Linked DNA regions of Homo sapiens: regions 1 and 3 are each linked to region 2. A link is a loop called in an ENCODE intact Hi-C map of the cell type or tissue named here. Cell type or tissue: IMR-90. All regions are shown on one strand. Each heading gives the region's core, and the rest is flanking DNA. Links, peaks and the distances in the headings are about the cores only. Region 1 overlaps MSRB3 (methionine sulfoxide reductase B3). Region 2 overlaps MSRB3 (methionine sulfoxide reductase B3). Region 3 overlaps MSRB3 (methionine sulfoxide reductase B3).

Region 1 (10,919 bases), core at 1,663-9,662, 100 kb before region 2:
GGAATATTCACTTCTGCCCTGGCAAAAGGGATGAGTATAACTGGATTAGGCAAACAGTGTCATGACAGCTGGCTTTTTTTTTTCTTGGTTTAGTTGTCGTCTGTCTACTGTAGGCACTCTGTTTTATCAGATATGTGTCTATTTGTTCAGACTGATCCTGTCTCACTGCAGGACTCACTTAGATATGTTGTTATTTTTCTTTTTTGTCTCACTTGGGTTCAGGCCTGGTTATTAATATAATCCAAAAGCTGGTAGTCCTACAGGTAGTGAAAATCCAGACACAGATGAACTACCAGATCTTGCTGAGAGAATAAGAGGATAAAGAATAAGAAAAAGCCTCCTGTATCCAAAATTCCTGTCACGAACAGTGATGCAGCTCAGATGTTTAGCCGCTTCTTAGTCTCCGGGAGCAAGAAGGCTGAGTACACTTAGAAGTGGCTATGCCGATCTCTACTCTTGAAGTCCATAAATCTCCTTAAGTCAAACTCCTTCCATGATCTGTCACATTCAAAATCCTGCCATCATGCTTTTTGACACTGCTCTCTGGCCCCTTAGTCCACGGGGCAAAAACTTTACTCAAGTTGTCCATACCAAAATTACTGTCACTATTTAGCTCAAGAGGTTCAGAAAAACTGGAATAGAAAGTATAAGGCCACACACAGGACCATCTCCAATGAGTATTATTGTTATTATTTGTGATGTTATGCTAAGTGCTTTACATTTATTGTCGTATATATTGTGTACACATCCTATTTATTCCCATTTTACAGGTAAAGAAACTGGGGTTTAGAGATTATTATGTACCTTTCACAAGGCCACTTTACTGTGCACCGTTAAGTGAAGTTGGCATGTAAATCCAAGATTGTCTCCAAAATTCTTTCTTCTAAATCCTACACCAAACAATCTCTGTGGCAGCTCAGAGAGTTGACAAGTTGAGACAGTCTATTACAGAATATAACTAGTGATGAACAGAAATAAAATAGTAAGAAGCTAGAAACATTTCTGAAAGCTAGAAAAGTTCACATTCTACCAGATGATTAATGATTTTTGTAAATTTTCTTCTCAATAAACAACATTATGTAATGAAATCCTGAATTGCTTAATGTTCAGTGAATTAAAAAACTCTAGAAATGATGAAATGATGCTATAACACCCAAATCAGGGTTTCTTGAATTTTTATTGTTGTTCCAGACCCTTTGGAAGTCTGGCAAAGCCTACAGGAAAATGTTTCTAAATGCATGAGAACAAATATATGGGATTACAATGGAAAAATGATCTTTAAATACTGCTATCAAAATACTGAAAAAAAACAAATGCGTTATATAGTAAATATGTGCTTCTTTATTAACACATTACATAACAAGCTTTAATGGTGGATCTACTAATTATCATAATTTGGAAGTAGTAATTAGTGTAAATGTTATTTTGAGATATCTGTGATGACTGTATTATGATATGAAAACATTTGTGGTTTCTATTGGTGACAAACTTATAGGTACTTCTGTGGGTTATCTGTAACATATATCATAATTCAAGGAAATTGTGATTAGTGAAAATAAAATACGGATTTTTTTCCCATCGAAATTCATGGATCTTCTAAGTTTAATTCAAGGACCCCAGGTTAAGAACTCCTTATCTAAAGCCTATGCCTGAATATTCCAGGGACACTATATTGAAACTTCTCATTCCTACCTGGGGTGTACTACCATGACTTTTCCTAGAATATAATCATTTTTCACTATCTAACTTTTCTAAGTAGGATGTATTAAATGGAAAAAGCATGGAAGATACAGTTTAATTGTATGCCACATCTATTATTGAAAAAATGGACAAAATATCTGGACTCTCCCTAGAAAAAAATTAATCCAAATACATATACCAAGCTTCAGGGTTCACAGACCTTGGGTTACTAACTCTAGCCTTATCTTTTATTGCTACTTTGATAAATTCCTTTCTTATGAGAAATGAATGTCAAGACCTTTACCTTTCAGAGTAGAAGAAATGTTGCCTCCAAGTCTATCAAATCTTTCCTAGAAATCTCCACAAAATGTTATCAAAATCTTTCAAAGTGCTTTATAGAAAATATAACCTGAATCTGGGTCATCAGTGTAGTGTAACATTATACTGCTGTGAACAAACAGGTGTACAAATTTTAAGAAACTTGATGTACTACTCTTTGTTCAAAATCAATATTGCTCAGACTATAGCTCTGACAAAATATTATGACCAAATCTGAATTTAACATCAGAGAGACACGTGGAGAAGCTGGCAAAGATTCAGAAAACAATCACAAATATAATAAAGCATTAAAAACATCCCTATAGAAATGGCTAAATAAACTAGCAACTAGGATTACGTAGCCTGGCAGAGAAAATACTAAAGAGTAAACTCAAAACAGTCTTGAAACATATGAAAAACATTTTAAAATATAGATTTGATCTTGGCCAAAAGATGGAAAAGCAACAAAAAATTTTAAACAAGGTGCAATGAGTCAGAAAGAGATCTTTACCACCTCTTATACAACAAAAGAAATGGGCTTCAAATTACAAATCAGGGACTTGACTTACATATATGTTCCTGTCTCTTAATTATGGCATCACAACTCTTTCAGTTACCAATATTCAAAGCACATATGTGGTACTCCTATATCCACTTAGTCATTAAGTGCCGTGGAGTCTACCTCTAATTTCCATCCCTTCCTCTCCATTCCACAGCCACCATCAAAACTTGGAGCCTCACCATTTTCTGTGTAGATAACATCTAACTGGTCTCCCAGACACAAGATTCTCACTGCCTAAATCGATCCCGGCTCTACTATGCATGAGCAATGAAATTTCTGGCAAGATACTTAGGATGTGATTTACTCATCTGTGATTTTACAAAGCTGTTACAAAGACCAAATGATATAATTATATCAGTGCATTTAAAATAGCTAATCACCACACAAATGTAAGGAATTTACATGATAGTAACCTCCAGATGGAAACAATCTTTAAGAGCCTCCTATTTACTATCTCATTAATGGAAGGAAAATAGAGTATTTTGAGGAAATCTTCATTGTTGCATCCATATGCCAAGCTCCTTCCCACCTTCTTCCGTCATTCATGTTCCTTCACTGGACTGGAATTTTTACAACTCCAAGTCCCAACGCTTATTAATATCTTTTTCAAGTCCCATCTGTTCACTGAAGCTTTCCATAAATATTCTTCACTATTTCTGAATGGCTATGACACCTATCAACACCTATTATACAATAAAACTTACTTGGTGATAGTTCATATTATTGTCTGTTGTCTTACCATGTTAGACTTATCTTCTCAACTAGATATTAAACTGCCTGCACCCTGGGTGGACAAAGTGATCTAAAGGATATTCTAGAACAGAGGTAGACGGGCAGATCTCAGCCAAATCCTATAGGAGACAGACACCAGAGTTGGGGCAGAAGGATCAAAGGAGGAATGCCAATTCCAAAGGAGCTGGACTGAAATTAGGGGGTTGAGTCAAGAACTTGAAATGAAATGTAGACATAGATGTGTAGGTCTAGCTCCTAGGTGTGGATACAAAGCAGACAGTAAGATTCTACTTGTCTAATTTTCAAAAAAAGAAAAAATGGAGAAAGGACGGACCCCATACACTAAATGAGGAGCCCTTAAGCCAAAAGATTCCAGAAAAGACTGCTGCAAGGGTAATTTGTTCACACTTAGAAAAGTAAGCACCTCAAAGTGCAAAGACTCTCCACCACTGAGGATTTCAAAAGAATATGCCAAGATCTTTGAAAATAAAGGAAGAGATCAAGTACTCCCTGCAGATCAGGTGGTTCAGAAAACCTGAACTGCCACATCTAGTGAGGCACCAGAGATATACAAGTGGAATGGGTCGTCTCTTATTGGGCTGCAGGATAGGAAGCTAAGAGAGAATCTTGGAGACATGCAAAATATAAACCCAAATAGCAACCCTGGGGAAGGGAGCAGTGTAGAGACTTAAAGATTTCCCTAAGCAGAAACTAAATGAAACAAAATGAATTTTTGAAAAGACAAATATTTTCTCAGTCCTGAAAGCTAGGAAAGCTATCAATATCATACAACAACCTTGGAGAAAGACCATCACAGTGAAGCAGGAGGGTGATGAAATTCAGAAAGGCCAGAGTGATAATTCCCAGGTCTGTGGGCCATGGTGTAAAGTATCTCCCTCACACCATTCTGTGCATGATGGTGTGAGGTACTGCAGAAGACTGAGACCAGAAGAACTACTGAAATTTGACATTAGAAAATTGTGGTTGCACTGAATACCATGGACAATTAAAAAAATTTTTTTTTAATTCTAAGAGGAACTTGGAGAAAAAAGATGAAGTTTTTTTCTGGAAGTTTTATCCCAGAAAACAGAAAAGAAATCAAACCACAAATACTTCACACTCTAAAGAAAATTTTAACAGAATATGACTCCATAAGAAATTTTAAAGAAAGATAAATTTGTAACAGAAGAAACTAAAATGAAAAGAGTCAAGGAAAAAAATACCTTTTGGCTACTATGAATAATGCTGCTATAAACACTGGAGAAAAAATACTTGTTTGAGTCTCTGCTTTCAATTCTTTTGGATATATAACTACAAGTGGAATTGCTGGATTATATGGTAATTCTATGTTTAATTTTTTGAGGAACTGACATATTGTTTTCACATTAAGTGTACCATTTTACATTCCCACTAGTATAAGATTCCAATTTTTCTACATCCTCTCCAACACTTATTATTTTGTTGTTTTTTAATAATAGCTATCCTAAGGGACTCAGAATATATTTTTAATGAGTCACTGACAAATTCACAAATCCCTTTATCTCAGATTTACTCATAAAAGGATTAGAGGTACAATATTTGTCTGGAGAAAGACCTTTTCCACTGCATAAAAACGCTCACATTGGCTATCTAACATGTGGCCCCAGCATCATTAGCAACATACTCAAAGCAATTAAGCCAACAGGCTTGAACCACTGCTTCTCTGACTGGTACAGATCTGTCTCTAACTGCTTTAAGAACTAACTATTCTAACTAATGGAAAAAAACATCTGTAAAAAAAAAAGCTACAAATGGGGATGGCGGGGGATGGGGAGACAGGCTGTAATGCCAGATATCTTTGTTCCTATCTTCATCTGCTAAAAAGGTGAGTCAATCCATTTACCTTAGTCAGGATTAGAAGAGCTAGGAGGGGATATAGATAAAGAAGGAAATTAATTGCTTTAATTGTCAGCTTGTGTTAACATATATATCTCTAAATCCCCATTTCAACTCTTATTTTTTGTGGAACCATCAAGCTTTTCCCCCCTTTTAAAATTTTGGAATCCATTCATCTTTCCTTGCCACAAAACAGTCCTGTGCCAGAATCTGGTTCTTTTCTCAAGGGTATAACATTTCAGCTTGTTATAAACAGCATATGGATATAGATTATGTAATGATAATGTGTGCTACATTCCAAGGACTTACATTTTCTGCATATATGTGAATAGCAAGTAATTTTGCATTGATTTTTTTCTACTCTCAAAATAATATACTAATCAACTAAAACATTAACTTGGTGTATTCCTTTGTGTTTTATAGACAGAATCCCTTCTTTTATTGATTTAAAAGTTTAAAAAAGTTATGTGTTGAAGGAGCCATAATACAAATAATATATAACTACCTAGCTTTTGGGGTAAAATTTTAGATTTGTTCTTAAAGAAACCAAAGATACTGAAGTCCAGTGAAAGATTTCCTAATAACCAACTTCCGAATAATTTGTTAGTGTCAATATTCTACTAGCCTTACATTTTGTGTTTGTCCCATGCTGTTTGAATGTAGCCAAATAGCACATCCAGACTTAGACTTCAGTCTCTTCTGTGCATACTCAGCTACTGCCATTTATAAACAGAAGAGTTAGGCATTATCTTTTAAAACACACAAAGACTTGTGCATGCAGATGAAGCTCTGCACATAAGCGGAGTGTGTATTATAATAATCACTAAGAATTTCTGAAACTCGCATGTCAAAAAGTATCATGTTCACTTCCCAGGATTTTTCAAATAGGAACACACAATGGTTCTGGCTTTCCACTATAACCTGACTTTCACCTCCTTCAAAAAGAACTTTAAAAAAAGAAGAAGAAGAAAAAAGTAAAAGGATATCTGAAGACATTTCTCATCGATAGCTACATGGTCCAGTATATTTGTAATTCTATCCCCTTTTCCTTTATACCAAACGAGTGATGAAAACCTGACAGGAAAGGCAAGAAACATACTAACATTAAATCGCTGGGATGTATTCACAGAAATAGACAGAAACGGGCCTAAGTAGGCACAAAAAAATTAATGCTGGAAACTGTATAGGCAGCAAGTGAAAACCTCTCTGTCATGACAGGAGGAGGTTAAAAAGTTTAAGAAAATTTCTGAATAAAATTACTAAGACTAAAGCAATGAAAGAGATTGATTTTTCAATTTTCTTGAAAAACAGGAGTCAACCTGTGACCCAGCTCCCCAGGTATTACATGCAGGCCTCAGGAATACAGTCATTTAGGAAGTAACTGCTTCAAAGAGTCCAGCTAAAACTACAAAGACGTGAAATTCCAATCAGACACCAGAAATTCTTTGGGGAATAAAAGAATTTTATGACTCATAAGATGAAAATCTCCTGAATACTCACTAAAGTAATCTAATGAAGTATTGTCACTAGGAAAGGAGTTTGATGAATTTATGTGTTATGTAGGCAAATTTTAAGCAAAACAAGAAATTGAGCAAACTTGAACTTGTATTCATTTCTAAGTTTTCCTCTCAGGGTAAAACTAACTTTAAGGGCACCAGACTTGCCTGTATGAAGTGGCATTCTGTAGGATGTCACATTTTTAACTTCTAGGATTCTAAGCAAAATTTCACATCCATTTTTAAAAACTAGAACAGGTCAGCTTAGGAGTAGGTCCAGGATTCAAATGTGAGTCATTTTGAAGGTTCTTAGTCTTCAAATTTAATACAATTTGAAAGAAGCTATAAGAATTGAAGGCAAAGGCTTAAGACAGATGCCAACGTAATAAGAAAGAAGGAGGTCAAGTTTTTCCTGAGGAAATTAACAAACAACAAAAACTAGAGATGCGATCATTTTCTTGACTTTCAGATGATGCTTAAGCATAGGAGAAAATCAACACCAAGGAGGCTACCCTGACCTTACTACTTTTTCCATTTATTTTTAACTTAATTCCAATTCAAAATTTTGCCTGTTCTATATGAAATTCTTTTCTAGTAACAGGCTGTAAAAATACAGCAAGCAATGAAAGCCCTCTGTTTAATCTTTCCCAGGGACAAACAGAGTATAATGTACAATATGTATTATAACTATGTGTTAGATTGCAAATTACTCTTATTTAATTTAGTCTAGTGCTTAGCTTCACCTCTGAAATATCAGTCTGCATCCTTCTATTTTGGTTTGATTCTATAGTCCACTTAAAACAGTAAATGTTTACATTAAAAGGACAAGAGAATGTGTGATGTATTTTAACTGTCAGAAGTGTTGTGAACAGCAGCAGCTGGAAGAAGAATGTGTCGTCCACTTCACTGTTACCCTGAAGCCTTTTAGATTCTTCAAACCAGCACTTACATCCTTCAGTGCTCAGGAAAGAAGGAAGGAAGGAACAAAGAAAGAAGGAAGGAAGGAAAGCAGGCAATTCAATTGTCATCTCTGAAAAAAAAATGTAGTAAAATTTCTAGAATTTACATGTGATCTTTGCATTGGATTCTACACTAACTTTCTGCTAGTGCAGGGACTGAACTGGTCACTGGAAATGGAGCTCTTCTTTCATTATTTTAGGTTGCTGGATCATACTGAGATAAAAACCAGAAGCAAATGAAACAAGCTCTAAGCTTTACTTAGAGGTCTGTATGAACTGTGCATATCCAGTTCCTCTGCAATCATCATTCACATCATCCTGAATTCATTATGATATAGCTGTTGTTAAAGGCCTACTCATAAGACCAAACACTGAAAACAATTTCCTTCCTTTAATATTTCCAGATCTGGTAAAATCCCACTAATAAAACTGGAGAGAAATGTATGACACTCTTACTCTTATTGCAGTGGGCCCAGTGGGAACATGGCTGGAGAGAAATGAAGCCTAAGGATATGCTGGAGGATAAGGACAAAATATGCAGAATTTGATTTCAGGCTTGACACATTCAGTTCAAGAAATATTTGAAGGTGGACAAAAACCTGCATGATCCAACTCCTGCCTACCTCTCCAAACACATCTCAAACCACTCTTCCCCTTGTGCTTCAACCACACTGGTCTTCTCTTGGTTGCCGTAACATATCAAATACTTGCTTTCTCTTCTGCTTTGAACACTCCCCCAAGCTCTTTGTGTGGTTGTATTCTCATACTTTCGACCTTGGCTCAGATATCACCTCCTCAGTAGGCTTTCCCTGAAATGCCTATTTAAATGAGCGTCTCCCTCCACCTACCACCATCATTCCCTATCATGGGATCAACAATATCAAAGGGTTAAATAGATCCTTTCTATTTCCTGCATAGCTCCTATCAAATATCATCCCATTTATTTGTTTCCTTGTTTAGTAACTCCTTAATAGCAGGAGCCCTGTCTGTTTGCCACTGTATCTCCTGTCCCTAAGGCAGTAGATATTGACTTAATGGATGTGTTTAAAACTATACTAGAGGCCAAGGGTAAAACAAGAGGCAACCATACAGTCCCACCCTCAAAAAAATTATAAAGACAATAGAGACTGGTAAGTAATCATAAGAGAGCTGTTTTACAAGGGGCATATAATTCTAGTAGAAAGAAACCCCATGTCTATCTTATGGGGAAAAAAAGGATATTCCAAGGGAGGACACCCCATATGTAGGGGCACGAAACAACAATAACAGCACAATGCATTCTGGGGAATTAGTTTAGCGTTTTCTAAAATACCAATTGCTAAAGATGGGGGTGGGAAGTAGAGAAATTGAACATAGACAGAGAAAGGTCTAGGTCATGAAAGCCTTTGATTGCATGCAAAGGGAGGGATATTTCATCCCATAGTCAATTAGAAGCCCTTGGAAAAACTCTGGGCAGAGGGGTTACATGATTAGATTTGCTAGTGCCAATAATGTCGTACTCCTGTTTGTAAACTTATTTTAAAAACTCACTTAATTAAGGAAGGGCCTGAGTCTATGCTGTACCATATATACTCAATGCCCAGTCCATTAGAGCAAGTGTTGAATTGGTGTTTAAAAGAATAAATGAATAATAGGGATGTAACCACAATGGCAGAGTAGGAGATATCAGCTTTCTCCCTTTAGCACCCCCAAAATAAACATAGACAGCTATCTCCAAACAAAATAACCCCAGAGAGTCCCCAAGATCCTATTTAAGATTTTGCAACAATACAGTGGAGCAAAAAAAAAATATACACACAGAAAATAAATAACTGGTAAGATCAGTATACCTGAGATGCCAGGATATTGCCCAGAACAAAGAAGAATAGCAGAGGTTGTCTGAATCAGCCATGTGGTGAAAACCACCATGGTCCTCAGCAGCCTGCTCTGCAGATGACAACAATATCTTTTGCCACTGAAATAACAAACCATTATTCTTCACAGGGAACCCCAGAGAGGAAGACACAGCTACACACACCTCACCAACCCAAGAAGTGGCCACTGTTGAGCTGCTTTGGGAAAGAAGCCACCAACTCTCCAAATCCCCTAAGTGCCTCAACTCTGGACACCTCTTGAGTCCTCACACTCTAGACCTGGGTCCTGTGGCTGCACTGGGTTTGTCCACATTTCAGACACTGGAGCATTTCAGACACTGGAGCTTACTAGCAAGCTAATTTGTACTCCAGAACCTAGAGTTAAGCTCTTGCTGTGCATGGCTGCACTCCAGGCACCAGCTCAGCCACCACAGTGAGCTAGGCCCTGCTCTGACTCCAAAACCACTGTAACTACACACATTTGTGCTCTAGTTTTTGACTCCCCGGCTACTTTACAAGAATCTGAGCTTTACATACTGTTATCAGTGTGGCAGTGAGAGTGCCTGCACACTGGACACTAGTGCCATTACACCCCAGAGCCCAGAGCCATATTCCTTCCTTTTGTGCCTGTGCTTCAGGCCTCAGCTCCATGGCTGCTCCATGGGCACCACTCATCAGACACTAGTGCCACACCAAACTGCGAGTGGGCCTGCAAGCCAAATCCAGTGCCAAAAGAAATCCCCTCAGCCACAACTTCCTCAGTGAAAGAAAAAGAAATCAGGAGGCCCTTAGCTGCCATTATCATAGAAAACTCAGAAACCCTCACTGCCACTGTGGACAATCCTCACTGCCACTGCCACTATGGACACAGAAAACCCAGAAACCCTCACTGCCACTGTGGTATCAGCTGCTGAGTATCACTGCAATCTCCATCAACAATGACCTCAGCTGACAGAGCTGCAGAGACATACACAGCTGCACCTTCACTGGTGCTAGAATTGCTACATCCCCCACCCAGCAAGTTCCCTGGAAGCCCCCAATAAAAGAAGGACTTTCCACAGCAAAGCTAGCCCATAAAATCTAGAAGAGGTGACTGTTCCACCAAATGTGCAAAGATTAACATAAGGCAACAAGAAACATAAAAAACCAGGGAGACATACCACTACCAAGAGAACACAATAATTTCCCAGTAGGTGACCCTAAAGAAATGGAGATATGCAAACTGCCTGACAAAGAATTCAAAACAATTGTTTTAGGAAAGCTCAGCAAACTTCAATACAATATAGAGAAATAATTCCATAAGATTAGGAAAACACTGTAAGACCAAAACAAGAACTTTAACAAAGATTAAAATTATATTTAAAAAAGAAATTAGGGAGCCAAAAAATACAAGGAATGAAATTTAAAACCCATAGAGAAGTAAAAAGAACTGATTAAGCAGAAG
Region 2 (10,919 bases), core at 1,502-9,501:
AAATATTTCATAAATTTATTTTATTTATTCCACAATACCTAGGAAAGTGTCAACCAAAGCAAAATATAAATGGTCAAAAATACTTTCTGAATTATTTTCCCAGTGTTTTCTTTGGTTTATCTGATGTGCAATAAATTCACTTTATGAAGTTTTAAAAGTTCAAATAACCAGAAGAGAAAACATTCTTACTTCTGTCAGTTAATTTACTAACTGAAAGTCAGTAGTACTATATGAGAAATAAACTAGCTTGGTAAAATTTGTAAATGTGAAGAAAATGTGAACCATGGAATAAATTATACATTAGGTTTATAAGAAGGCTGTGAATGAGGTTCTTGTACTTGGTAAGCAGTAAGAAAGCAGTATATTGTTCAGAGAGGAAATGTATTTAGAGTACAAGTTTGAAAATGAAATGAGAATAATTGAATAGCCTTTTTTGTGAGGAAGTAAAATACACACAGCAGTCAAGTAAATGATGAGGATTATGCTCGTATATGCATGCACACACACATATACTTTAAGTGTGAATAAAATAACAGAAATAGCAGTGGGGGAAATGATCTTTTCTTTTTTTTATTATACTTTAAGTTCTGGGGTACATGTGCACAACGTGCAGGTTTGTTACATATGTATACATGTGCCATGTTGGTGTGCTGCACCCATTAACTTGTCATTTACATTAAATATATCTCCTAATGCTTTCCCTCCCCACTCACCCCACCCCACAACAGGCCCCGGTGTGATTAGATACTTGAAATTCAGCACTCTTCTTATTTCTTCTGTATTATCTATTTCCCTCCCACTAGTATTTCTCATACGGTTCCTCTAGTTAATCTGTTCTGTCTAGTTTTCTACCCTCACTCCTTTCTAACAAACGGAAACTCCACACACTTTTCATACACACACACACACACACACCTCAATTGTTTCCTACACTTTTGTTCAAAGCATAAAACCAATTACCTACAGGGCCCCTGATAGTGACATTAATTTACTAGACTAGTGAGTGGTTTTGAAACTTTTGCTCCTGAACCCCTAAAAGAATTTTGATATTAAAAAATAGACTTTGTGCTCAAATAAAGTTAGAGCCTCTCGCCTCTAAATCCATCTTCTTTGCCTGCTCTGCTAAAATGGGGCTGGGCCCTTTAAATACTTCTTTCTTTGTCAGCCAGCATGAGGTCTAACTTTGCCAGCTGAGGGCACAGGAGACAGACTCCAGGAGCAAAAGCCCTTTCCTTTCTGGTTTCAGGATGCTTGCTTAACAAGCTCCTCTAGTGCTTGCAGCATATTTCACATCCAGATCCCACAGCCCATGCAGTTTCTCTGCTTCCAGGCTTTTGCAATGTGGGCAGCTTCTCTAGTGCCAGGCTCCTGTTATGTGACTGGACTCTCCTGCACCCATCTCCTCCCGTGTACGCAGCTTTTCCAGCAACCAACTCCTGCAGAGCACACAGCTCCTTCTGCACCCAGCTTAGGTAGCATACTCTGCTTTCCAGCTACACGAGTGGCTTCTTCAGTGCCAGGTGCTGCTTTCTGTGCACAGCGATGAGCAGCACCCAGCGGCTAGCAGCTTCCCCTGGCGCTCCGCTCACATGGTTTGGTAGTGGAGCGCCTCCACTGAGATGCCCTGCAAACAGCTTTCCCCAGCATCCCAGAGGGTAAATTTCCAGCAAATTTCAGATTTCAGGAAAGCTCCAGCAAGTTGCACCATCATGGCACCATAACAACTTCTCTGCTGTTTAGTGGCAACAGCCATGCCCTCTCCAACAAGGTCTAGCCCTCAGCCCTGTGTGTACGGAGGGGTGCAGAGGATTCCTAGGGCTATCTATCTCAGTTCCTAGGAGTCATGATTGTTTCTTATGTCTGCTATTCCTGTATTCTTTAGAATTTCTTTTCATTTCTTACTACCCAATCCCTTATTACCACAATCCTCTCTTACAGTTCATAATTCTGTAAACCTTACTGTTCAAAATACTGTGTATTCTGTGTCCTGACTGGGTGCTGACTGATACATGCTTCCTCATATATTTAAATTAAGTTAAAATGTCTTATCAGAAATTTTTTAAATTGCAGAAGATTAATTTTCTGGTGTTTTGTGTACTTTACACATACGTAAAATGTAGATTTGACAAAACCTTAGAGATACATATTTAGATCACTGAGCAGATGAAGTCCACCATATAATTTACAAAGCCAGTCCTCACTGTCAAATTAATCAACCAAATCGGATGTATTCTGTGTCCGAAAAAAAGACTTCCAATTATTTCGTTTTTGTTCATTTGAATAAAGATATGAATACATGTTCTCATGGCAGCCTTCTCACTTAAGTAGGCTAGTAGAAAATGAATGGACAGTCAGCAGATGGAGAGACAGACAAGCAGGCAGACAGGGAGGTGGACTGTGCTGTGCCAGGAGCCTTGCCAAGGTGAAATACGATTTCACTATTTTTTACCAACACTTTTTTAACCTTGCTTTCGAGTCTCTTTAAAGTTGCCGAACTGTCATTTTGTTTGATGCCCTGGAGATTGTACCCCAGGGCAATACATGGTAAGATTTGGGCTGGGTGAAAGGTATGTCATCTTTTGTGAGGTGGGAGAAGGGTGGTCATGATAGAGGAGATGGGAGGAAGACGCAGCCAACCACAGACTCTCAGACATATCAGTTTCAGGAAAGTACACATACAGAAGTTGGCACTAGACCAATGAGCTACTCGACTACATTCTCCAGTGAAGGATACAGCAAGGAATTTTTCCCAAAATAGACAAGAAAGCAAGTAAAAAAGAAGCAAACAATTAAAAGAAGAAAAAAGTAGAATGAAAGTATTAAATCACATTCCTTATAAATGTGGAAAATAAAAGCTCTCCTTGTAAGCACAGAAGTAGATGAAATAGAGGCAATATCACATCAAATGTGAAACCTGACTCCCACTAGCATCTATGTTTGGATAAGGGTCTTGCTTTTAGGATTTGTGACTCAAAAATCTCACAAGGGTTAAACCCTTCATTTACAGTGGTTCTGTTTCTTATTTAAAACAGTAAGTTTTCTTTAGATCCCATACTTTAGTGAATCACATGGTAGGGAAGGGGATGGAGAATCTGAATCAAAAAGTAAAGGGGATGTGGCCAATTTTTACCATTTGGGATATTAACAAGTTTAACATGGCTCAGCAACTATCTTAAGTGTTATATCAACTATTATGACATAAGCTAAAGGTGTTGAAACATTATATACGGAGTGTGTTTTCTGAGAGGAAATGGGTGACAATTTGAAGGGTCGGTTTTTTAACAGAAGGAATACGTAAGAATTCAGAACAGATTCTCAACCAATGGTAATGTTCAATAAGGTTTGTGCAATGTAAGAAACATTTTTTTAATTTCAAGGAAACCACTGTTTCCTGTTATTTCTGGAAAATCAGTAAATGCTGGTTTTTTAAAAGAGAAACATTTATGGAGAGATATTAAGTGTGTTTTAGCTACAAGTATCAGATCCTTGTTTATTTATTTCCCCTAAGAAACTCTGTAATTCCATTTTAAATAAATGACATTTACTTTTTTTTTTTTTTTGAGACGGAATCTTACTCTGTCGCCCAGGCTTGAGTGCAGTGGCACACTTGGCTGACTGCAACCTCCGCCTCCTGGGTTCAAGTGATTCTCCTGCCTCAGCCTCCCGAGTAGCTGGGACTACAGGCGCACACCACCATGCCTATCTAATTTTTGTATTTTTAGTAGAGATGGGGTTTCACCATGTTGGCCAGGCTAATCTCGAACTCCTGACCTCAAGTGATGCACCCGTCTTGGCCTCCCAAAGTGCTGTGATTGCAGGCCTGGGCCACCACACCCAGCCAATGACATTTACTCCCAATTAAGGTTTCTGCCTTTTTATTCCCCCAAGTCAGCAACCCATGGGAAGCATAGGGCTTCTAGAATTTTCTCCACCTAGATAAATAAGTTTTTGGTAAAGATTTCCCTTTCTTGAATAACATCCATAATCTCCAGAATACACTATCTGAATGAACTATTTTAGTCAGAAAGTCCAGTGTGCTGCCTGTTTTATGGTAAACTGTTGGGATCTTTAAAATAAAGATTTTGAATCTATGCAAAAACTGTTAACCTCATATTACATAATTTGCTTACCTATGTAAAGGTATGTTCCCATGTTACATTCAATACAGGTATTTCCCTTCATTGCAAAAGTATAATCTACTTGGTGGATTTTATTCAATGTGAAGTATATACATGAAGAACTTTTCATTATGTTCCAATAAATATTTAAGGCTGTCATTTGAAGATTTAAAAAATCAGTAAATGCATAAACATTTCTATGCTTGCCAAAATCTCTTTCACAGCTCTGCTAAGCACCATGGTTACTGACATGAACAAGTTAATGTTGGGTATTTTAAAGATCCAAGTAGTGCAAAATCAGCCAGTCTGTCACACTGGTAATTTACCATGAAATCAATAATTACTTTTGTTTTGTTGGGGGTAAATGGAAATAGAAAAACAAACAGAAGAAAATTCAGCAATGGAAAGATTCTAAGATGAAAAAGCAATAACTAGTTTGCTGCCATCTATGATACAGCCATACCTATAGGTTTTCAACATACTTACTTAAACAATGGAGTTCCACAAACAACACATTTATATATTCCAGGATCTTTGTGATGTGTGTATTCTCCTTCAAAGGCACTGATAAATAAACAGATCATTTAAAAAATTAAAGTTAGCATTATTTCTTACAGAATGTATTTGCTTAAAATATATTTCTCTAATAAATCTTTCAAGGGCTTTTTGTACTAGAATGAAAACAAACCAAACATATGGAAATCTGAACTTTACTAATATATTTCAAATCTATATAATAAAATGTGCATATAACTACTCCAAACTAGTGCAAGTTACATAAAAAAATCAAGCCATCTAGTTATGTAATGCTTAGAAAAAGATTTTTTTCTATTAAAAAAAAAAGCCTGTAGTTTAGATTCACAGAAAGAACATTACATAAGATTTTGCTACTTTACAGTGTGCAAGAGTATATACCAGAAAATGCAGAAGGGTCCAAGACTTCAAGTGGAAGGAGTCTTATTTTTTGGTTTGAAAAGGAATATTGCAGCTTTAAGGGAATATTTTTCTAAGTTAACAATCTTAAAGGCTAGGAGGTCATTCAGCTAATACAAATCAGCTGTGCTAGCCCAACAAAAAGTCTATGTGCTCTGCAGCTTGTTTTTATTATCCTTTCACCCTCTTTATGAGGTCCAAATTTTTTATAAACAGAATTTTTAAGAATGACCTAATCTCTGGTTGTTTGTGTGCATTAAATCATTTTGCTAGTCATGTACACAACAGAACGGATAGAAATCCTCGCAAGCTGAGACTGAAGTCCACTGCTAGCTCATTGTATGCTAAGGTTGGACTTCGTCAGAGATTCAACATTTGGTAAATTCAGTAAACAGTAGATACTGTGACAGGAAGAGAGTGTTGCCTGTTAACAGGGATCCCATGTGTAGTAGAGAGCTCTTTCAGTTCATGAATGAAAACAAGAAGTTACATCATTAATAAATTTGGATCAGAGGTAAGCTACGGTCTTACGCCAAGCTCCATGGTATAAATTAGACAACAAAGTCGTCGGACCTTGGCAAGTTACCTTTGAGCTGGAATCAGCTGAGAGAGGCTTTATTCACTAAAAACAGTCTTGGAAGTGAACAAACTCTTTTTTCAGGACTTAGGGCGAACTTCCAAGGACCAAAGCCATGTGAGGGCAGTTATTGAAAATTTTTGACATTCCAACCACAAATGAGCCAATAAATACTTTCTCCACATGTGCTTCAAAAAGAAATTGGAGTTGGGTAGAAAAGAACTAAATTATGCTACCTTCTTTTTGCAGCCAAAACGTCTATACTTACAATGGCCACCTTCAAAATTTCAGCATCCTGGCATAGTGCCAAGTCCCTCATGGTTTTGCTTACTGTGATGTCTTCCCAAAAAATGTACCTAAATCGCTGTTACTTCCACACATTTTGTAGTAAACTAAAAACAGGCCCTTAACAAAAGCTTTGTGACTTTATATCAGATATGCAGTATTCATTAAATGGAGAAAAGAACAAATAAAACTTAGTCTTAACCTAAACAACACCATTTTAACCTTTTCAAGGATACTAATTCATAGACTTTAGCAAGTAAGTATAGAATGCTTTAAATTAATTGGCAAGGAAAAGCACTGCAGAGGGCAGGGGGAGAAGAAATCTAGCTCTTAATGACTTTTTATTAAAGCTCACCTTACCTTTCGGTCCCTTTCTCCTGAGTGACATGGTACTGCAGGGGTGTTAGCCGCTTCCTCAGTTCCTGCTGGGAAAAGACCACCTTACAGTTCTTTTTATCCCTACACGACCCTGAAAAGAGAGAGGATATGGGAGAAGAAGCCTTTTTAGCTTGAATCCTAAATAATTGCTTTGGCTGACCGCCACAGCACAGCTTCTGCAGTCACTTGTCAATGACCAGACCAGTCTCTAATGCACTGGAAATGCTTACCTGAACTGCAGCTGATTATTTCTCTACGTTTAAAATGAATGTTTCTTAAGATTCAGATGATTCCACTGGAGCAGTGACAATATGCTACAGCCAGTCTCTAGCATGTGATACTAAAAATTCACTGATCATTCACAAGGTACATGCTTTATAACTCCCAGTATCCTGAAACCCTTTTTTTTTCAAATAAATTCAAAAGCATAAGTCTATTTACAAACATTTATACTGTATATATAAAATGATGGGCATATTATGTTAAACCGTAAGTCTGCAATAATTTTGCAACTTAGTAGAATAGCCTGAAACCATCAAAATTCCATTTCCATTGTGGATGATTTAACTACCATCCTATTTTTGAGCCCTAAAAATATATTTTTCTATGACCAGGAATTACTGTTCTCCATGATTCCATCAGAAACTTCACTAGATTCTGTATACTCCTTCAAAGTATAAAGATTCTGTATATCTCTTCAAAGACTGTATCTTACCATGTTAAATGGGCAGCAAGAAACTTTCAATAAACTACAGGAGAAGGCATTTTCACTAATGCAGATTCAAGAAGTTCCAAAGAAAGAGTGGGAAAAACAGAAAGGGAGAAAGACAAAGAAAAAAGGAAATGTGAATATTTTTAGAAACCTACATTTTCTTTTTGCAAAGTATATCTAGGAAGACTTTACTGATTAACTGTATTTGAATGGTGAAATAATTCTAATGTGATTCTAATAACAATGGCAGCTTTTATTTCAACCTATACAGCCTGCAGTAAAATGTTCAGACAACACCTGTTTATATGTAGTATTTTATTTTACATGAGCAAATGACTGAAAAGAAATATAACTCCAGGACAGGGTAGCCATTACTCACTGCAGTAAAATTGCTTTTCTTTGCCATCCATCACAGTGGGAAAGAGGCCTGCAGATGGTCCTAAATGTAGAGAGTTCTTGCCATGTTTTGAAGTTACTAGAAGAAAGCTTGCTTAGTTTCCCAAATACTAAACGCAACTTCTTTTGAAATATAAAGAAATATGATTAGGAGTGGAAATGCTTCCCGTTTTTTTTACGTTCAAGGTACCTAATGTCATAGTATGAGATCGCTGACCTTAAACTAGGAAAATATTGTCTAGCCGGTTACCCTGACTGTGGTGTTGAAGAAGGATATCAGCTTGCAGAATCCGGGCCACCAAGATAGAGCGGTTGATTCTCCACAAGAGAAAATGGAGGCAGCAAAAGAGCAAGCCAGACCCAAAGAGCAAGATACACCTTGGAGTGGGCCTGCAGGTTGTCAGACAGCACCTCTGCTGACCTTCCACAAATACTTCAGCCCTTCCCTGGCCTGCAAAGATCCACAGGCACAGCAGGCATGTCACTAATGGCATGTTGATCTCTCATCTCACTGGACCCCGTCTTATCCTAGGCTTTATCCAAATACCTACTACTTGTATTTTTGCTGTTATCAACGGTTAGGTAGAAATGTTTCCCTGAGAAATGTCTGTCCTATCAGAACAAGCCTCTCAATAGCTTGAATGCAAAGTGGCTCTTTCTTAAATAATCAGTCAACAGTGATAGGTGAGTTTCTGCTTAATTCAGTACAGACTTCTTAAAAATTATTTTATTCTCATGTGTTTGTTGGAAGGGTTGTATCTTAGTTAATACTGTCACAAAATCATTAAATGCAAACTTAACATGACAAAATGACTTGGTTAAAATTATTCTTTTCAATGGCATAATTAAAATATGTACAATTAAAATCAAACAATTCTATCCAAAATATTTTTGTTAATATACGTTCATTCATACAAAAAGACCAATTGTGTTCCCAAAGTTGAGAGAACTAAGCTACCCATCTGTATGTCATTTAGTACAAGAGAAGCAACTGCAGGTTTAAATTACATGGTATTGGATTGCAATTTCCTAACATTGGATGCTTTTCTGCCTTTTTACCTTGAGTCATTTACTAAGGAGTGTTCATAAAAAGTAGCTTAAAGCACAGATGCTTGCAAATCATTTAGGCAAAGATGTTTCTCTCTTTTTCATTCTCCCTCTCTCATGAATCTCTCTTTTCCGAAGAGAATAAAACCGTTGGTCAGTATTGATGAACCATGTCAAGTATTTGTACAAGAAAAAAAGGTAAAATTGAAAACATCTGATTGAAGTAAATAATACAAACATAAAAGCTTTACTAGTGAATGAAGGGTATTGAAGAGACTTTATTTCATAGATTAGAAATTACTTTTGATCTAAACATTCTTAAAAACAGATTGTTTTCCACTATGAAACATCTCATTAACTGTGCTACAGAGACCTCGTTTTAATGGCAAGCCTTGAAAGAGTGCTGCTGTACTCCTTTGTTAGTCTCCGTCTTATTTGGGAGGGGAATAAAGATTTCATTCCAGCTTTCTTTGTTTGTCTTTCAAGAACCACTAAAGCAGTATTCACACAAATTTTGTAGGAATGTGCCCTATGTCATAGCCTACAAATTATTTGGTTTTGGTGCACTTAAAGGTCATCTTCCAAATTAGCAAAATTTTTTTACATCCTGGCTTTTCAACCTTAAGTATAAATATTGTTTCCTAACTGTAAGTGAGGTTTGTCCTTTAAGAAATACTAGTGATTATTTAAAGTTGTCAAACTTTGTACATTTTCATTCTTTGGTTATACTATATTCTCAAAATAATTAGGTTTTCAAAGTATATCTAATACCAAAAGGAAATATATGTAGACTAGAAACAACTATTGTGATTTTACATTAAACAATTCAATGAGAAGTTGGTCAGATTTTAATAAATATCTTGCCACACCATTTAATAATAATAATATACTTCCTGGACAATTTAAAGCTATACTATTACATTAGCCCTTCTATCATCAGAACCAAATATTGGTATATATAAACACAGAAAAGCTTCACTTTTGTCTCTTATTTCCCTTCTCCCTATCAGACTCACTTTTCTAAAGTCATATGGTGCCACTGTTAATCTTGAAAAAATCATTTCATTTTGAAATTCTGGAGTAATTCATTGGATGGTTTCCCTTTACTATCTTCACTTAGGTACTGTAATTTTCTTATTACACAGGGTAATTTAACATTAGTATTATATGACATCTGTTCAATGACCTCTAAATTGGCTTAGAAGTATGTTTGGGAAAGATTTTTCCCTTTATTTAAATGTTTAATAGTGTCTTTTGAAGGCACAAGTGAGTGTGTGTGTACACACATGTAACACAATTACATATTTGAGGAGATAATATTGCCATTTTGGTATCTAATCATAACACCGTTCCTTACAGAGTAACTTTGAGATAGATCAGTTCCATCTTGAACATAGTCCAAGGATATTTTATTTATTGAAATATGTCCAAAGTCTCTTTTTATAGCGAAGCTTGTCCTGTGTTGTTGCCTCAAGGCCAGTATTGTTTCGAAGCCCCAGTATGAAGCTCTTGCTATTAGTACAAATAAACGTACAGCAACAGTTTGCTTTGTGGCTCTGCCTGCTTCCCAGCCACGTGACCTGAAGCAAGTCACCTTTGCTATGTGTTGCCACCCTCAAAGATCTGCTATAAGGATCACAGCCATTAGCACTTACTTCATTTTGATTACAGTGAATTCTGAGGTTAAAATTGTATTTTAAAAGATAGCCAGGTCCAGTATTTAGTGTGCAGCAATCTTTTATTGGTAATTCTTTTTCTATAATAATTCCCTGGGAACAGTATTTTCCTCACACCTTATCTTGTTTTTATGATTAAAGTGGGAAATGAAGGAAGAAAATAAAACTAAAATTTGAGTCCTCCTACATGCCAGGCACATGTCTAGGCACTTTCACATAAATACATTTAATCTTCTCAATAATTCTAGAACGTGGCTGTCATGCCCATTTTACAGATACAGAAACTGAGGCGTGGAGAGGTTATAACATACCTTATTAAGGACAAACAGCAAGTAGACTTATCAACTCAAACCCAGGGCTGTCTGACTGCAAAACTCATAGTTGTTATATTTTCTTTCTTCTTCTTTTTTTTTTTTTTTTTTTTTGAGATGGAGTCTCGCTCTGTCACCCAGGCTGGAGTCCAGTGGTGTGAGTTCAGCTCACTGCAACCTCTGCATTTCGGATTCAAGCGATTCTCCTGCCTCAGCCTCAGCCTCCAGAGTGGCTGGGATTACAGACGCCCACCACCACACCCGGGTAATTTTTGTATTTTTGGTAGAGATGGGGTTTCGACATGATGGCCAGGTCTCGAACTCCTGACCTCAGGTGATCTGCCCGCCTCGGCCTCCCAAAGTGCTGGGATTACAGGTGTGAGCCACCACACCCAGCCAGTCATCATATTTTGTCAGGAAAAATTATGTAACAACTTTTCTTCTTTCTTCTCTAACTATACAATAACTTTCAGCTTAAAAACTAAC
Region 3 (10,919 bases), core at 1,575-9,574, 140 kb before region 2:
ACAATAAAGTGAAGCACAGTAAGATGAAGTGTGCCTGGATATATATACATACATGTTTTAAGACACATATATATATATATATGTCTTAAAAGGAGAGGGGGGAAGCAAATGGAAAAAAGCATCTTATGAGATGATCTTAGACAACAACTACTTATCAAAATAATCAGAAATGTGTTTGAAAAAGTTACAGATCACACCCCAATTGTTTCTCTGAACCACCTTGTTTTCGTCTCTCCTATGTGAAAGACTACGTAGTTTTCAAGACCCAGCTGCACTTTCATCTCTAAGTGAAGTTCCTTGACTGCCACTCTCCCTGCTTCATCCCTTTTCTAGGGGAGGATAATTCATCCTTCTCCCAGTTGAGTTTTCATTACATTTTATTCACACTTCTGCATAACCCTATGCAACATGCCAGTATTATGCATAATTAGCTGCAGGTCTGTTTTTCCAGCTAATTGCATGACGCAGGGAGTCTTATTCAGTTTGGGGTTTCCTGTGCCAAGCATGGTACCTGGTACCCTAGTACGTGCTCAATAAATCATGCTGAATGGATGAACTCCATATACTAGAGGGATAGGCTGGAAACAGAGATGGTAGTTGGCTTTGTTTGTAATTTTTATTGTTGTTGTTCTTTGTTTTGTTTTGATGCTGTTGGTTAGTAAGGTAAAGTTTGTGATAGTACCTAGCAGGGTAAAGATTTAGCATTTGTAAAATTTTGACATGATCTGCAATCCATATTAGAATTCTGGGATTTGGTAGTGAGGAAAAAACACTGAGGAGATTTGAAGAGATCTCTGTTTCTTCCCTAAAGTTTCCCTGTCTTTTCCCTAAGGGCATAAATAGAAGCCTTGGGCATAAAGAATCAGGAACCCCACTGGCCATGTGTGGGCAAAAGGCCCCTCCTATGTAATTGGATGTAAAAAAAGAAAATCTCTTTTAGACAGGCACAGGGTTTTGGCTGAAGTTCAGCGACATACCTATTCTAAGCTGAATTCGGGTATAGCCCTAATAATTACAGTTACTCTTTAGAGAAAGAGCCCAAGAGGTTTACCTGGAGATTTTTTCCAGATGTAAGCAGGTATGCGAGAAGCCAGTAATAAAGATGTAAACCGGATGAGGCCATTTTGTGCCCCATAGTCTTTCCTCCAATCGTTCGAATGCTAGGAGATGTTCCCCAGCAATCATAAGGATGATGCAACACAGCCGTCTAACAAACACCAGATGCCTGAATAGCCTTATAAGCTCTGGTGTTAAAGAGAAGGGGGGTAAAACCCCAAGTTTGAATGCCTCTGCAGTTATCAATCTGTCATGAATTGTAATCAAACAGAAACAAACCTCTTTATTCCATCAGTTCCTGGGATAGGTCCATCATGTGTCCTGCAGACATGCTCTGAGTGTGGTGAGAGCCCTCACGAACCTGTCCTCCTTCTTCACCCTCCCATGGTAGACTCTGACTTAGTGACATTGGTAAAGCCACCCCACCCCCACCACCTGGGCTTTATATCTTTTTGGATGAGAAAGGATGAGCTGGATCAGCTATGCCAGAAACTGAATATTTTGGTTAAATGCATCTTTAGTATCACCTCTATTCTTTCTTTTTTCTATATGAATCCAGAATAGGACTTTTTTTGCTGTGGTAGTTAAAATTCTTAGGAGTGTTACTTGGGTGATGGATGCACTAAAATCTGAGAATTTGCCACCATAGAATTCATCCGTGTTAGCAAAAACCACTGGTACCCCAAAAGCTATTGAAGTAAAAAAATTGTTTTAATTAAAAAAAAAAGAATTATTAGGAGTGTTAAAGTTAGCCCTTTGAAGAAAAATATGAAACTTTCTGTCACCAAAGTGTAAGAAAATCAAGACGTACGAAGGCTTAATTAGGCCTCTCTGAAATAACACAGTCACAATGCAGAATGTGTTTCGGAAGTGTGAATTGCAGTTAACTTGAAACAAATAAGAAATGCTATATACATTTTTCCCCCAGGTTCAAACCCACCACAGCTGAACACTATCCAAGTAGCCAGTGTCCTACATGGGAGGCAGCCCAGAGTGGAGCTAGGGGCTCAGTGTTTGAAGTCACAGGAACTTGGATTTCAATTTTAGCTTGGCCATGGACTAGCTATGTAATTTGTCTTAATTTTTTGAGCTGTTAGCACTATCATCTGTAAAATGAGGATAAGACTACCTACCTCACAGTAGAAATAATGGATCAAGTGCCTGACTTATTGACAGAGGTTATTCAATCCACAGTATCATTAAGGTAAAAAGAAATCCTGTGGTGGGATTGAAGGCCATGGGAATAAAGTTCAGGCAACTGCAACTTAACAATTATGACTCTCTCCTGGGCTGTATTTATACATAAAACCTCTTTTACTTTGCTTTCTAGTTATTTACGCTTCTATACCTTGCCCATGTCGGGGCTGTGCTGAACTAAGCACTTATTAATTTCTGACTGACTTTCCCTTCTGCTTATTCCAGAAAATTTGTCTGGTTCCATGATAATAAGGGTGAGTGAGTATATGCTTACTGGGAATAGCAGGGTAGACACTGCAGGGAGGAGCGTTGAAAACCTTGAAATAAGAATGAGGCTCCTTGGCTGGGCATGGTGGCTCACACCTGTAATCTTAGCACTGTGGGAGGGCGAGGTGAATAGATCACATAAGGTCAGGGGTTCAAGACCAGCCTGGCCAAGATGGTGAAACCCCATCTCTACTAAAAATACAAAAATTAGCCAGGTATGGTGGTGCCCACCTGTAATCCCAGCTACTCAGGAGGCTGAGGTGGGAGGATCGCTTCAACCTGGGAAGCAGAGGTTGCAGTGAGCTGAGATCATGCCACTGCACTCCAGCCTGGGCAACAGAGCAGTGAGACTCCAAAAAAAAAAAAAAAAATAGAGAAAGAAAGAAAGAAACTAACTCCCTGGCATTCATAATCTGACAAGTTGGTATGGTTTTGTAATCAACTAAAAATTAGGAAAATCTCATGTGGGCTAGGAATCTGATTTGGCTACCAAATTTCAGGTCACCATGGTTTTATTTCATGATGGTTCCATAAAAGCTCTTTACACCCACAGGACAGCCTTTCAGGTGTTTTGGGCAAGGGGTGTCAGAGCTGCCTCATTCAGAGCTTACAGTCATTTTTGGGCCAATTCCTCCTAGACTGGCCCACAAGACTGACCTCTTGGGAGTAAGTGTATGGGAAGCATTCTTGCCAGAATATTCTTCTATGGCAGAGGGCTTTTTCAGGTAAAAAATCATCAAAATATGGTGAAATTTCAATCTGCTGTGTAAAGAACCATGAGCTCTGGTTTGAAACCTGTATGGGGTGCTAGTAAGCTTGTCCCAAACACAGTTTTTAAATTCAACCTTTTTCGAATGTCAGTATCTTCCAAAAGTCGTTTTGTTGTTAAGATCTAGGTAACAGCAGTTTTCTGACAAAAAGAAAGAGTTGAAGATTTGGGTACATGGCACCTTTGAAGAAATATCTTAAATGGTTAAAAAAAATGATGATAATTTTGAAAGGAAGTATAAGAAAATAGAAGAGATGAGAAAGGTGATATGTAAATTTATACACTGAAGTCTGCTCTCTAATTCTTGGAATTACTGTGATGAACCCTGCCATGGACATCCTGTGGTCTAGAAAGGCACTGGGAAGCACCACTGGGCAGCCCAGGCTCAGTCCAGAAATGCTAATAGGAATTAAAGTGGTGCTAGTGAATGAGGACAGACTAGTCCTCCTGGACAAGACAAATGGGCAGTGAGGGACGAGAAGCGCTACAAGGCATGACATTTTGGAAAAACTATCCACCCACCCCTATAGAAAGAAAAGGACTGATGAAAAAAAAGTCGTTTTCGAGGGTCAGATATAAATGCTTTTAAAATTAATACTAATTGAAGTTTTCTCACTAAAAGTTCCAAGGCAGTGGTTAAGCACAAGAATCACATGGAGGGCTTTCTAAAATGCAGATTGCTAAGGCCCCAGCCCAGAACTTTTGATTAACTTGTATTTCTGGCAAGTTCCCAGGTGATGCTGATACCTCAGTGTCTGAGGACTACACTATGAAAAGCAGTGCTCTAAGGTATACTACATAAAGTTGCTGGCCTGTGAATTTTAAGATACCAGGAGTATGACTTAAAGAATTGGCTGAAGAACAAAAGTCTTCATCATCCCACTTCTGCCTCCTAAAGTAAATAAATCAACAATACAAAACAACTCAACATTTCAACAACAAATAATACAATACCAAAACTTATCTGTAGAGATGGCTTTTATCAGTGAAATCATCTGTAAGCAGTGGAAAGCTCCTAATATACTTCCACAGAGAACAACCCTCAATGATAGTGTAAGTTTCCTGTCAAATTTTTTAACAGAAGCCAAGGCATCAGCGTGGTATCATTCCTGCATTTTTACCCACAGAGTTTTATGGTGGAACTCCCAAATCCATATTTTAAGCAAGAAACATACACAAGCTGCTGAAGATTTTGCTGAGGTGAGGTGAAGGTTGAGTAATTCTGCAAATGTTTCCCTTTCCTCCAGTCTTTCAGATCCCTGGAGGCCTCTCCCAGGGCCTGTGGTGTGGAGAGTTGGACTTGACCCTACTGTAAGAGACCCAACTTCCAAAGACTGCATCAGATGAAAGGCTCTCCATATAGACTACAGACTTGTCAGCTGGTTAAGGAGGCAAACAGAACAGTCTGCTACAAACTCCAGTCCATGTATCTGTGCTGAAAATAAAAGGAGTCTTCAGGAATCAAAGAAGAAAATATTTTTATAAAGAAATTTTATTGCATAATTCTTGTATACAATAAACATAGGAAAAGGGTTTTTAATGAAAATTCATGTCATTTTTCAAAAGTGTTGAACTGTCTGGAGAAAAATTATTACAAAGCTATCTAAGGCAAAAATAATATTTAACCATCTAAACAAAAGATAATCCCCTTTACCATTTGTTTTGTATTTAAAGCAAGACATTTTAAACACAAGTAATACGGAGAAGTTTTCAAATTGCTACGTCATTTGCATTAAGAATTTAAATGCATCTAAGAAGTGAAGAGTTTAAACACATGGGAATGTTCTCTAGTAACAGATATTGCTGCTTTCTTCAGATCCATTCTGCTTGAATGTAAGGCTATACTTTTTGCACACCAACAGAATTCTGCATCTTCTAATGGTACAGTAAGAGCTGGAGTGCAGAGAGGGAAAGTCCCATGCACTTCCTATGTTAAATGGCATAACTCCCACAGATCACATACACCTTGCCATATTGACTCAGTTCATTGCACTCCATATCCTGCAAAAATAAATCTAGTGCTTGACAGCTGACATTATTGCTCACTGACGTTTTAGTAATATATTTCTTTCACATAAGACAGAAATATACTGAAATTTGATACCACTTAAACCCAAAAGCAATCTGGAATTAAACCACATGCATACACCCCACTTTTTTTCAATAGATGTTGCATTTTTCTTAAAGTCGATCCTGGAAAATGTGGTAGAAGAAAAACTGGCTTTCCTTGAAACAAAGACTAAGGATTAGAAAAAGAGGGGCTTTTTTTTGAGTGAAATGTTAAGCCCTACGATATAAATGAAGGAACAATGACAATCCAGTCTCTGTGGAGAGGGAAGAGGCCTCTCACTGATCCTCCTTGTCTACCTCAACACTGTGGCCCGCGTCCCACGGACCCCAGGGGAGGCTATCCTACAGAGCTGGAGCAGCCGAGAGGTGCTGTGTGTGCCTCTGAAGGATGGGCTGGAGGCTGTGGCAAAGCCCTGAGAGACCTATTTCTTTGGCCACCCCAACGTGGAATCCTGGGGTCACTGGGAAATACTAGGGCTTTCTCTGTGAGATTGGGAAAGACTTCTAGGATGGTCTGGACGCTGATGGCTGAGGTCTGGTCTTAAATTTTACACGTCATTTCTAGAGAGACGTGAAGCCTACGAATTCCAGAGTGAACCCAGGGCCTGGGGTGAAATGTCTTGGAACCTGAGGGAACATCTGGATGCTCAGATAGAAACCTCTTATCTGAGCATCCAGATAAGACCAGAGCTCATCTGGAATCAAGTGTACATGACTATAAAGAGTCCACCGGGATGTCAGGCTTCTTAGAGAGGTGCTTGTAGAGAGAGACATGTAGGAATGTGGACATGGCCACACTGACGCTGTTTGTCACAGATTTTCATTCTAATTTCTTGTTGTTTCTTTAAAATTGTCAAATGTCCCTCTTTCTTTTTTTTCTCTTAGTGCTTACAAGGAAAGCTGTCAGTCTTCATAAACTTTCAAAGAGTTACAAAAATACGTATTTTTTAAACTACAATTCAAGATTAGCATCCAAACCTACAAACATGATGTACATTCGTCACACACCATACAACCTTCACACCTGGCTACAGCAATGTTGACTTACATCACCATTGTTTATACTTGTGAAAACTTTATTGTGCACAGTGACATCCATTCCGCCAGACTTAATGTTATAAAGCAGCTGAGCAGAGCTTCTCAAAGTAAAACTAGCCGTGTTGCTACAAAGGGAAATTCTGGCTCTTGGCCCAACTGTTTCCATACCAATCAGCTAAGTCAGCCTCCTCTCTGCTTCTTTCCATTTCAAATGCCTGGGCTTTGGCCTTTGAGGCAATTAGAACCAGATCAGTTTAATTTTACAACACTGATCTCAACTGTATAGCAATATAGTGAATTTGCCCTGAGAGTATCAATACATTTTACAAATATTATGAGTCCCAGTTTATGCATGAAGAAATAGGCACAGAGAGGCTACATGGCTTGTCCTTTGTCACACAGAAGATTATGTTGAGTATGAAACTTGAGCTTCCGTTTTAGCTTTCCATGTGAATGCCCATGTCTCTCCAGAGGTCACCTGGAGCTCTGTGCACAAGGGCCACCCCACTTGGATTCTGTTTGTTACTTGTACTGCCCTGTCAGTTTTTCTGCCCAGCACTGAATTTTTCAGTACCCAAGACTTCATCCTTGATCTTCTCTGCTCTCTCTCATTCCTGCTGCCTTGATGAAGTGTGTTGCCCCTAATATTTTATTTTACACAGTGGAATTTGTGCCCTTCCAGCTGCAGCTGCTTTTAGGTGTGGAGAGAAGGACTTATAAAAAGGCGATGGACAGGCGTTCTTCTTTTTGAATTTTAGACCAAGTGGGGCTCAATATTTTACAGTTGTCTTACATTTGAATGCTGCTTTCTTTTTCTTTTCTTTTTTGACAGGATCTCACTCTGTTCAGGCTGGAGTGCAGTGGTATGAGCTCAGCTCACTGCAACCTCCGCCTCCCAAGTTCAAGCGATTCTCCTGACTGAGCCTCAGGAGTAGCTGGGACTACATGCATGCGCCACCATGCCCAGCTAGTTCTTATATTGTTATTATTATTATTTTTTGAGATGGAGTGTCACATTGTCATGTAGGCTGGAGTGCAGTGGCATGATCTCGGCTAACTGCAAGCTCCGCCTTCCGGGTTCACGCCATTCTCCTGCCTCAGCCTCCTGAGTAGCTGGGACTACAGGTGCCCACCACCACGCCTGGCTAATTTTTCGTATTTTTAGTAGAGACGGGGTTTCACCATGTTAGCCAGGATGGTCTCCATCTCCTGACCTCGTGATCCACCCGCCTTGGCCTCCCAAAGTGCTGGGATCACAGGCGTGAGCCATTGCACTGGGCCTCCAATGCTTTCGATGGAAAATAAAATAAAATAAAGGCCTAACAGTGTGGTAATGTTTACTTCTCTGCCACAACACTCAGTATGCCCCTTTGGATCTGGCAACAATTTAACATAAGGAAAGACTTTAGACCTTCACACCCTTTCAGTGAGAAAAAAAAAAATGACCTTAGCTCAAACTTTCCACAAAGCTGAACAGTCTCATTAAAACATCACTCCAACCTTATCTTAGGTGGGTCTGTGCAAAGGCCTCAAGGCCATGTGTCTTGCAGGTCTCCATGCCCTGCACTGCCCAGCTCTGGTCTCTACACTGCAGAGGAGATCTCTATTTTCATGTTTGAAGACCATGAACCCTCTGCTTCTGAATCAAAGGGGGAAAAACTGCAAAAGAAGCCATGTGCTCAAAGAAAAGAATGCCAAAGGGTATAAGTGGCTTGTGAAGAAGTTTCACAAAGCTGTCTCCATTTGCTAAAGCTATAAACAGTTCTTGATCTAGTCAATTGCAAAATACATGGATGGCCAGGGCTTCTGTTTAAGCAAAAGAAGAAAAAATATCAATAGCACAAAACTGCCCTTATAGTTTTTGAAAAAATATATCTATTAAGATAACAATTTTGATTTTTTTAATAAGCTGTGCATTAAGTACACTTTGTTTCCATCACTCTCCATTACTCTAGAGCTCCGCTTTGTCTGCCTGGGCCGGGCTGGCGACCCCACTGCCTCCCTCGGCGGTGCCACTGCTATCCGCAGGTGTAAAAGACAAGGCAGCCGAATTTATGCAGTATCTTTTCCCAGTTGGACGAGGCCCATCATCAAAAATGTGCCCAAGGTGAGCACCACACTGAAAGAGAAGAACAAAACGTCAGGGAAAAGCATGTACAAAGCAGGCTTTGAGAGGAATTCACATTAAGCAGTTTAAATGGATGACCAGCCTGTAGAGAAATGAAGGAAACCATCGTGGATGATTTCTAATCCGCCTGTCAATAGCCGCAAAGATGGTTTCTGGCAGGCTTTGCGCCACATGCTGAGAACAAAAAACACTAGAATTGTGCATATCAGAAATCATTTAGGAGCCACGTATTTTTTGATCTGTGAAGTCTCTCAGCCAGCTGAAAAATGACTGCAGTAATTTTATGAATCAAGTTGACCCTTGATCTTCCCTTGTAAGAAACATGGCAGCATAAAATCTTTCCCCCGGCATTACTTTTGGCTTTGGATGGGTGGGTTTCAGATATGCAGAAGTCCACTGAAAAGATACTGTTTAACTGGCCATGACAGAGGTGATGTTTGCTTTCATGGGCAGTAAAACTTAACATCAGACAAGTATTGGATGTTCTTGGAACCCAGCGAAGCAATGGCAAGGCTCAATAGATTTATGTCACAGTCACCAGGGCTGCAAATGTAGCAAAAGGAAACATCTCTAGCACACACAATTGTTTTTTTCCTGGCTTCCAACAAGTAGTGTCATGCTGGCTTCTTTATCCAAATGAACTCTAATATAAAGAAAAGCAATAAGCTGTTTAGCTAAAATCAATTTTACTGACTATTCAAAAAGCTGGGGAAGAAGAGACCTAAGGTCTAGACAGAGGCAGAAGGAACATCATGTTGGTGTTTGAGAGAAATAAAGCCCAGAGAAAGTTTCTCCAAAAAGGCTGGCTCAGTGAACACCCCTACACTAACTGCGTTGATGCTGGGTACAGCTCCAGGAGATGAAGGTACATGTCACACTTAGATATCTACTGCCCTTTTCCATCAGGGATGGGGCGAACGAGATGGAGACACTGGTGCACCATATTCAAGCAGGCTGTGAAAATCCATCATTTATCATGGATCAAAGAAACCAAAGCCTGGGGTAAATGACTTCCATTCATTCGTTTATTAATGGAGTGCCTGCTATATGCCAGGCACTGTTTTAGACTCTGGAGTACAGGCAACAATCCCTGGCCTCATAGAGCTTACATTCTAGTGGGAGAGACAGACAGTACACAAGAAAACAAGTGAACTATAAAGCATGGAAGGTAGAAAGCAATGCTAAGGGAGCAAAAAAGGAAGGTGATATGAAATGTTAGATAGGGTGGTCAGAAGAGGCCTACCTGGGGTGACTTTGGAATAAGGACCTGGAAGAAGTGTATCTCTAGGGGAGGGCATTTCGAGAAGAGGGAAGAGTCAAGATTTAGGTAAGAGTATGAGAGAAAAAGCATATCAATGATTTGTTAATTCTCACTGTGCTGATTTGGTGTATAAAACACTTATAAGTTTCAAGGAAAGAGTATGAATTCACAAGGGACTGGGGATGAGACACCAAATGGAGATGAAGAGAGAAAAATGAGAGAAAGTGCTCATTACAATGAAAAGCACTAGAATCTTAGTTTCCCTGTTGAACATGCTAAGCTCAATTCTCAAGTATTCCCTAGTTATTAATAAATAGCAGAAATAGCAACTTTGACTGTATGGCACTTCCATGTTAAAAGTGCATTCTCATTTCACTGCCAGCAAACTCTGTCAGTTTATTAAAGAGCTAAAAATGAACCCTGAACTGATTTGATCTATTGCCTAGAAAATATGAAACAGGCCTAAAAAACAAATCTTGTATTATTTTACCACATTCGATGCAGGTTTAGGTAATATCAAGGCTGACAGGTCAGACTGCTTTTCCTTTCTATAAACAATTGATGCCAAATTTTTAGGCATCCACAGCTAAGATGAACCAGTAAAAATACATATGCTTGCCCAACGGACACAGGAAACACCCATTTCTGCCTACCAAAATAGTCAAGGTGCTGTCCAACAGGAACCAGTGCTCTCAGTGACCAGTGTGTGTGCACAATTACTGATCTCAGATGCAGCTCCAGCACTTGGATCACTTGGCATTTAAGAGATGAAGTTTTCATATACCTAAAAGCCTTAGGGGTGTGTGTGTGTGTGTTTAATGAGAGAATGCAGCTATCTGGGAAAAATAAATGATATTGCCTTTGCTAATAATCTCTTGAGCATCTTTAGAAAATATTTCTATTTATTCTACACCAAAAATAAAGCATAGTGAGGATATATTTGAAGGTGTTTAAGAATGAGTTATATGGTCTTAATTTCCCAAATCATATTTTAAAAATCCAAATTACAGTAATTGAATCTGTTGAACTGGGTGAGTTTTCAACCTGTAGTTTCATTTGCTAATCTGGTACTAGTATTCTGGTTAAATAGAAAGGAAAACACTGATTCTAGGTGTGTCCCTAATCCAAGGCAA

The links. A loop is a pair of places that touch in the nucleus more often than their neighbours do. Peaks named below come from ENCODE experiments on the same cell type or tissue, not always from the same donor. Only the 100,000 strongest peaks of a DNase experiment are listed, where the experiment ranks them.
Region 1: a loop joins it to region 2, with 2.2 times the contacts of the local background. A loop is called at or near these places in 4 of 110 quality-filtered maps.
Region 3: a loop joins it to region 2, with 2.4 times the contacts of the local background. A loop is called at or near these places in 2 of 110 quality-filtered maps.

The regions. Positions count from the first base shown.
Region 1 is chr12:65,426,804-65,437,722 of GRCh38, reverse strand. The region is part of intron 5 of MSRB3 (methionine sulfoxide reductase B3); the gene reads right to left. Among named protein-coding and RNA genes, the nearest start is that of MSRB3, 150 kb to the right of the region's middle. RefSeq lists an enhancer at 5,991-7,190. In IMR-90, for the core only: no CTCF peak of the experiment used is centred there; a DNase peak (open chromatin) is centred at 6,602; H3K27ac peaks cover 1,089 bases.
Region 2 is chr12:65,322,289-65,333,207 of GRCh38, reverse strand. MSRB3 (methionine sulfoxide reductase B3) reads right to left here. Exons shown (of 7, transcript NM_001031679.3): 3 at 6,274-6,382; 4 at 4,605-4,682. Among named protein-coding and RNA genes, the nearest start is that of MSRB3, 49 kb to the right of the region's middle. In IMR-90, for the core only: no CTCF peak of the experiment used is centred there; DNase peaks (open chromatin) are centred at 2,697, 5,357 and 5,747; H3K27ac peaks cover 1,701 bases.
Region 3 is chr12:65,460,752-65,471,670 of GRCh38, reverse strand. MSRB3 (methionine sulfoxide reductase B3) reads right to left here. Exons shown (of 7, transcript NM_001031679.3): 7 at 4,764-8,516. The coding sequence ends at 8,349. It overlaps MSRB3-AS1 (MSRB3 antisense RNA 1), which reads left to right. Exons shown (of 4, transcript NR_120431.1): 4 at 4,537-4,854. Among named protein-coding and RNA genes, the nearest start is that of LINC02454, 140 kb to the left of the region's middle. In IMR-90, for the core only: no CTCF peak of the experiment used is centred there; a DNase peak (open chromatin) is centred at 6,540; H3K27ac peaks cover 591 bases.